2 separate regions of the Homo sapiens genome follow, and region 2 is linked to region 1. The links are chromatin contacts, found by Hi-C or POLR2A ChIA-PET in ENCODE. All regions are on one chromosome and are shown on one strand. The core of a region is the stretch at or near the end of the contact, and the rest is flanking DNA. Distances in the headings are between cores, read along the strand shown. Region 1 has its middle 7.0 kb from the start of MIR4462. Region 2 overlaps GLO1 (glyoxalase I).

The links. Hi-C counts contacts between places; a loop is a spot of excess contacts on that map. ChIA-PET counts read pairs that join two places held with the same protein, here RNA polymerase II (POLR2A). Pooled maps may share reads with other maps.
Region 2: a pooled map shows a loop between it and region 1 (4-fold over the local background). The contact joins two enhancer-like sites. A Hi-C loop is called at or near these places in 1 of 37 single-sample maps with no recorded cell type and 4 of 50 pooled maps. POLR2A ChIA-PET finds 5 or more read pairs at or near these places in 1 of 52 experiments (A673).

The regions. Positions count from the first base shown.
Region 1 is chr6:37,560,479-37,564,345 of GRCh38, forward strand. No RefSeq gene overlaps it. Among named protein-coding and RNA genes, the nearest start is that of MIR4462, 7.0 kb to the left of the region's middle. RefSeq lists enhancers at 1,196-1,365, 1,686-1,895, 2,036-2,215. Within about 2 kb of position 1,778, at least 3 of the 41 ENCODE cell types and tissues checked have a DNase peak (open chromatin) inside an H3K27ac peak, as active enhancers do.
Region 2 is chr6:38,672,171-38,676,037 of GRCh38, forward strand. GLO1 (glyoxalase I) reads right to left here. Exons shown (of 6, transcript NM_006708.3): 6 at 3,755-3,867. Among named protein-coding and RNA genes, the nearest start is that of GLO1, 29 kb to the right of the region's middle. Within about 2 kb of position 1,766, at least 2 of the 41 ENCODE cell types and tissues checked have a DNase peak (open chromatin) inside an H3K27ac peak, as active enhancers do.

The sequences.
Region 1 (3,867 bases), core at 528-3,027:
AGCAGTAAGTGTGTGTGTGTGTGTGTGTGTGTGTGTGTGTGTGTGTGCGTGCGCACGCGCGCGCCCTACTCACTAGTCGCTAGTGCTATTTGCTAAATATTTCTGGGTCTCCTCTTCCGAATTGCACTCCCTGGCCCCCTTGTGGTTGGATGGGGCCATATGACCAGTTCTGGCCAATGGGCAGAAGAGAAAGTGTCACTTCCCGGCAGAAGAATGTAATTGCCAATGCAACATCTTCCAGAGGTCTTTCTTTCCCTCTGGCACTATGACCAGCAAGCTTTGAGCTAGTGGCTTCTCCATCAGTCTGGGCCTTGGGGTGATATGATGTGCAGAAGCTGTGACTGGCATGTCGCGTGAGCAAGAAGCAAGCCCTTTGGTTTTAAGCAGTAGAGGTTTTGGAGTTATTTGTTAATGAAGCATAGCCTTGCCTATCCTGACTGATGCAGTATACATGCCTGTGATTGTGTAGGTGTCTGTATGGAGTGTAAAGTGTCCAGGGATGTGTGTTTAAGCATGTGTATGTGCCAATATTTATTTAATACATATAGAAGCACGTGTGTTTAGAGGTTGTGTGTGTGAATACAAGTCTTGGTATTTTTGGTCCACACCCAGCAAATGGTGAAGAAGGAAAGTTTCCCTCTGCTGCTGTCTTACCTCCTGTTTGAGGTAGACACACAAAGGGCCAGATCTTGGGTCCCGCTTGCCTCCTAACCACCCGCCCAGCTTTAATCTCCACGTCTTCTCTTCTTCCTGGCAGCTGCTACCCTCTTCCCTGAGTGTTCCTGGGGTGGCTACTGCTTTTGGCTGCCTGGCACAATTTCCCTCTCTCCTAGCCCCAGGCAGAGTGACTGGTTCTGGGTTAGGTGTGTGGCCAGGGCCAGACCACTCAGACACCTTCCCCAGGATTTTGCTGCTGGAGCAAGCAGGGAAGTGGAGCGCACCTTCCCTTTGGGGTGATAGACACAGGAAGGGGTGAGATGTGCAGCTGTCCTTGCCATGGAGGGATGAGTGGCCAGGCCGAAAGAAGCAGAGCTGAGAGAAAGGAACAAGATGTTTTAGATCCAGTGCCACCTGGTCTCAATAATGACATGGGCCAGTGTGTTTGCTTGCTCTCCAAGGCTGTGGTGGACTTGTCTCTGGGAGGAGGGACAGAAGGGACTTGATCGGGAGGACAGAGGCCCATCCTCTGCTTCCTCCCGAAAAGGCTGCAGAACAGCCTAAAGCCAGGGGGTGGGTCTTTCAGGCCCAGAAAGGGGAGTGTCTCTCTGCCAAGGACCAGGGCAACAGTCCAAAACAGAGACACACAGCCCAGCCCAGGCCTGAGTGGTGGCTGGAGGGTATGGAGGTGTGAGAAGAGACCCCCATAGTCAGAGAGAAGATTCAGAAGCAGTTTCTGGAATGGACTGGGATCCCACCACTGGGGCCGTCCCAAATCTCCCTTAGCCAAAGTTTGGAGCCCAGCAGCCTGGGCTGCAATCTTGCTAAGTGATGTGAGCACCTTATTTAATCCCTGTGCCTCTGTCTCCTCTGTGATGATACTAGTGTAAATTTCACAGCATACTTCTGAGAATTAAATGAACGGATTCACATTAGTGCTCAGAACAGTGCCTAGTATATAGTGAGCAGCTGACATCGGCTATTATGATTTCCTAAACCAATGTGAATTGGGTTTTTGTTACTGGCAACTGAAATGGTCCTGGTTATTAATAATTCTCTCTTCCCAGGCTGATCAGCCAAGAAGCACCTGGTTTCACTACTTCTTTTTCTTCTGGTTCAGAAACAGAAGCAGAAATCCCCTTTAGATTTTCACCGAGTCTTTTGTCCTTCAATGGTAACTTTTACAGAGGGCGGTAAAACAACGCAATGGGAATTCCACTCAAGCAGAAACAACTGCAGAAAGCCTGGGTTGGGGCTTTCTGGGACTTCTATTAGGTGAGAATGTCCCAGGCCAGCTCTCCCCTACCCCTCCCAACCTGGGGTGGTTCTAGGAGGGTGCTGGGGGTCAGGCAGGCCTGGGTGGGAATCCTGGCACTTCTGACTGGCTGTGGGACCCCATGTAAACATACAATCTTATAGAGCCTCAGTTTTCTAATCTATAAAATGGGACTAATAATAATAATAGCTGCTCCATGAGATTTTTCATGACATTGAAGTTAATCTGTATAAAGCTTTCGTCACTGGCACATACTGAAGTTCTCCATAGATGCTGTGGTTGCTAAATCATCCTGGTAAGAGACTCCTCTAGTACGTGCTTTAGAAAGCAGCTCTTCTGGATAGGCGTGGTGGCTCACGCCTGTAATCCCAGCACTTTGGGAGTCCGAAGTAGGCAGATCACTTGAGCTCAGGAGTTCGAGACTAGCCTGGCCAACATGGTGAAACCCTGTCTCTACTAAAAATACAAAAAGTTTAGCCAGGTGTGGTGGCGTGTGCCTGTAGTCCCAGCTACTCTAGAGGCTGAGGCAGGAGAATCACTTGAACCCAGGAGGTGGAGGTTGCAGTGAGCTGAGATCCTGCCACTGCACTCCAGCCTGGGCGATAGAGCGAGACTCCTTCTCAAAAAAAAAAAAAGGGAGAAGAGCAGCTTTTCTAATTGCTACCTGGGCTGAATGTGAGCTTCAGTTCCTCAAACTGGCTAAGGGAGATTTGGGACGGCCCCAGTGGTGGGATCCCAGTCCATTCCAGAAACTGCTTCTGAATCTTCTCTCTGACTATGGGGGTCTTTTCTCACACCTCCATACCCTCCAGCCACCACTCAGGCCTGGGCTGGGCTGTGTGTCTCTGTTTTGGACCGTTGCCCTGGTCCTTGGCAGAGAGACACTCCCCTTTCTGGGCCTGAAAGACCCACCCCCTGGCTTTAGGCTGTTCTGCAGCCTTTTCGGGAGGAAGCAGAGGATGGGCCTCTGTCCTCCCAATCAAGTCCCTTCTGTCCCTCCTCCCAGAGAGCCCTCCACTGCCCCCACACCCCCACCCGCCTCCTCCTCAGCCGGCCTCCAACTCTCACCTCCCTTTCCTCCAGTGTGTCTGCATTCCTTTTCCTGTGTCAAAATCTACTCAAATACTTCCTATCCTAAAAAAGTTCTCCCTCGCCAGGCACAGTGGCTTGCACCTATAATCTCAGCTACTTGGGAGGCTGAGGCAGGAGGCTCGCTTGGGCCCAGGCGTTTGAGGCTACAGTGAGCTATGATTATGATTGTGCCACTGCACTCCAGCCTGGGCAACATAGTGAGATCCTGTCTCTAACAAAACAAACAAAACAAAAAACACTCTCCCTGGGTCCCAGGCATCCAAGTCTTCATATCCTCTCCTGTCTGTCCTATTCTGAGTTCTCAACAGCAAAGCTTCTGTGACCTCCAAGCCCTGAATATGCTCTTGATAAGCTGCCAATGACTAGGCAGGCTTCTCTGTCTTGGAATCCTCCTCCACCAGCACTGTGCTCCCAGGCCGACCTCTGTGACCAGCATGGCCCAGGCTCCCTGTGCCAGGGAGGGCCAACAAAGGGAGAGCCTCACAGAAGATCAGAGAGAGGAGAGTGAAGCCAAGATCTTTATTTTCCTGATGTGCTCCCTGCGGGACTTCAGGGGGCTGGCTCTTTGCTGTGTCTCTCCACACAAGGTTACAGCTCCCGTCCAGCAGGCCCTCCCCATGGCTCTGTCCATGTCCCTTTGGGCCCAGCTCCCCTGTTCCAAGCCCTGGGGCTTCAGCATCTCCTGCTGATGTCCCTGCACCCTGCCCACACCTTTGCACCTGGCCTAAACCTTCATTAAACTCTCTTTGAATCACTCAGTTTAAATATACCTTGAGTTTACTGCCAGACTGGAATTGTTAATAGAGGGTCCAGCACCAAATCCGTGGGAAACACCTGTGTTT
Region 2 (3,867 bases), core at 516-3,015, 1.1 Mb after region 1:
CCCACTGAGTATTCATATAGGTAAAAAGCCTACTTTTCCCCTCAAGGAGATGGAGCATAACTCCCCCCAGCCAGTGTGGGCTTTACATAATGAGTTTCTTCCTCATCACTACCACTGCCAGGTGATTAAGGTTAACATAGTAAGATCAGGGACATGTCATGTTGATAGTATGTCCCCTTGATGTGACAAGAGCACTTTGTCTCTGTGGTATTCCTCCAAAAAACAATAATCCCAGTTTTATCATGACAAAAAAAATCAGAAGATCCCAATTGAAAAACGTTTTGCAAAATACCTAGTGAGTACTCCTCAAAGCTGTCAAAGTCATCAAAAACAAGGAAAGTCTGAAAAACTGTCACAGTCTGGAGTAGCCTAAGGATACATGGTGACTAAATGGAATGTGGTTTCCTGAATGTCACCTGTAAGGAAACAGCAGGTAAAAATGAAGGAAATTGGAATAAGTATGGACTTCAGTTAATAATATCAATATAGTTTCATTAATTGTGATAAATGTCCCACACTAATGTAAGATTTTTAAAATAGGGGAAACTAGGTATGTGGTGTATGTGAATTCTGCACTATCTTTGCAACATTTCTGCAAATCTAAAACTATTCTAAATTTTAAAAAAGAATTAAAGCCTGCTTTTTATTATCTGAACTTACAACTTGTATCTTACTTATTTGCATTTATAATTTTAATATTTGCTAGGGAAAAAACTATTCTATAAACAAAAAAGTTACTCTTTTATTCGAAACTTTAGCAAGAATTGATCACCATTTTGGGAAATATTTCCAACATAACATCATGTTTTTGAGTCATCAGTAAAATGCACCTGTTATGAATATGTATTTAAATTTGTAAAATTATAGCTCTTCATGAATCATAAATTCAGTCTTTATTTAAAATATCAAAGAGTGTCAACAATACTCTGATGTTTTCTTCTTCCATATGTAAGGGCAAGCACCTGACTACTCCATTGTCTTCTAGTCTATGTGGGCACTGACATACTAAAATGCACAATTTTATTGCAACCTGATTATATTTCTCCTTCATATTACCATAAAGGTATTGACTGATGTTTCTTCATGTCGTGCCAATAAGTAGGTTATATCATGTGAATGTCATTTCAGGATAGTGGATGTGATAGATATTATGTTACAATGTTATTATAAACAGGGTCAGCTAAGTCTAATATGATTGAGAACCACAATCTCAGACCTAAGCTCTGAGGGCAAGAAATGTTTCATTTCTTACAGTACTCTGCACCTAATATCTAATTCTCAATATCTAATTTGACTCTGGGTGCGGTTTCTGTTTACACCTACCCAGAAGCCCCTATTTGCTCCTCCATTCTGGCAGTCTCAATTCTGATTCACTGTCCACCCTCATGCAGCCAGCTTGGGTAAATACGATCCATCTAAGTCAGAGTGTTCCCACCCCCTTGGCCAGTGATTAGACAGGTAAGTGACCCAGTACTGGTTGAGATATGACGGGAATTTTGCTGAGGAGCTTAGGGAAAGGTTTTTCACTCCTTATCAAAGACACATGAGGAATAAAATGATATTTTCTTTCACTGGACATTTCTATTAGTCCGTTCTCATGCTGCTATAAGGACATGCCCGAGACTGGGTAATTTATAAAGGAATGAGGTTTAATTGACTCACAGTTCTGCAAGGGTGGGAAGGTTTCAGGAAACTTACAATAACGGCGGAAGGGGAAGCAAACACATCATTCTTCACAGGGTGGCAGGAAGGAGAAAGGGGAAGCCCCTTATCAAACCATCAGATCCCGTGAGAACTCACTATCACGAGAATAGCATGGGGGAAACCACACCCATGATTCAATTACCTCCCACTGGGTCCTTCCAATGACATGTGGGGATTATGGGAACTTCAATTCAAGGTGAGATTTGGGTGGGAACACAGCCAAATCCTATCAACATTGTTGGTCTACACATGATACCTAGAATCATGGTAGGCATCTTTGATCATATTATTGGTCCAGTGAGAAAAAATGCTAAAAATGACAGGATGGGAAAGATGGAAATAATCTGGGGTTCTTGTTATCTCTGAACCCTCTACCAACCCATTTTATTATTATTTTTGAGACGAAGTTTCGCTCTTGTTGCCCAGGCTGGAGTACAATGGCGTGATCTCAGCTCACCCCCCAGGTTCAAGTGATTATCCTGCCTCAGCCTCCCAAGCAGCTGGGATTACAAGTGCCCACCACCATGCCTGGCAAATTTTGTATTTTCAGTAGAGACAGGGTTTCATCTTGCTGGTCAGGCTGGTCTCAAACTCCTGACATCAAGTGATCCACCTGCCTCAGCCTCCCAAAGTGCTGGGATAACAGGCGTGAGCCACTGCGCCTGGTCAACCAATCCATTTTACAATCTCTTAAGTGCTGGCTTTTTTTCTTATTGCCAATAGCAAGCATCCTTACTAACACTCTTCATAATCAGTTGGATGGCTGAGGATTATTTATATATACTGTACTATGGACTGAATGTTTGTGTCCTGCGGCTCCCTTCCATACATATGTTTAAGCCTAATTTTCAGTGTGATGGTATTCGGAGGTGGGGCCTTTGGGAGGTAATGTCATGAGGGTAGAACCCTCATGAATGGAATTAGTGCCCTTTTAAGAGATGATTTATCTTGGATGTGTGAGAACACAGTGAGAAGGTGCCTGTCTACAAGTCAGGAAGTGGGTCCTCACCAGACACTGGATCTGCTGGTGCCTTGATCTTGGGACTTCCCAGCCTCCAGAACTGTGAGACATAAATGTTTGTTGTTTAAGCCACCCGGTCTATGGTATTTTTATTAAAATTGCCTCAACTAAGACACACTCTATGCAATCATGGTCAAAATACTGTGTGGGAAAGCCTCAAGTGATTCCCTTTCAGCCATCTGCTCTTCATTCAAACCACCTGTATTATAATCATTCTAGCCTTAGCTATGTAGGGCTCATAGGAGACTGACTTGTTTTACATTGACCATGATCATGGAAAATAAGAAAACTTACTTCTTGTGACCTACTTTGTACTTTCGTACAACTTCTCAGGTAAGTGAATTTGGAAGTGAATTGTTCTTTTCCCTAACAAGGCGTAGTGTTACCATATACAGTTGTCCCTCGGTGTATGTGGAGGATTGGTTCCAGGACTGCCCATGGATACCAAAATCTGTGCATACTTAAGTCCCACAGTTGGCATATGAAAAGTCAGCCCCCTTTGTACTGTATTTTCAACCCACATTTGCTTGAAAAAAATCCCTGTATAAATAAACCAGTGGAGTTCAAACCTATGTTGTTCAAGGGCCAACTGTACATTTAAAAAAAATGCATATAGGAATGAATTTAAAGAATGAGCAAGGGCTATCTTTTGGCAAGTTTTACTCAGCAAGTGGAGAAGGCTTCTTTCCTTGGAAATAAAGCTTAAATTACTGAATTTGTGAATGTATTAGCCCTCCCGTTTGTCAGTTCTAGCACTCAACATGTGAAATTGGTCTTCATAAGTTCCTTACCTTTTGATATTCTTCTGTTTGCACTTTATCTACCACAATCCTTTATTCCGTATTCACTTTCTTCTTCCCACCTTTCCCACACTCCCTTATCCATAGACACTACCTGCTTTACGGGCTGTACAGAATCACAATTGTTCTCTCTTCAGAATGAGCCTACAAGCCTTTTCAAATCCTTTCAGTACTCACTAAGGGGAGTTGTTTTTTTTTTTTTTTAAAGAAAGAACATGATGGACAAAGGTTTACAAATTAAACATAGTCTTATTTGAAGTTTCATTTTATTTCAGTCTATAAGTATTGCTATTTGTTTAAAGCACTCACATAAATCCATTTCACCCAAAAAGGAAACATAAA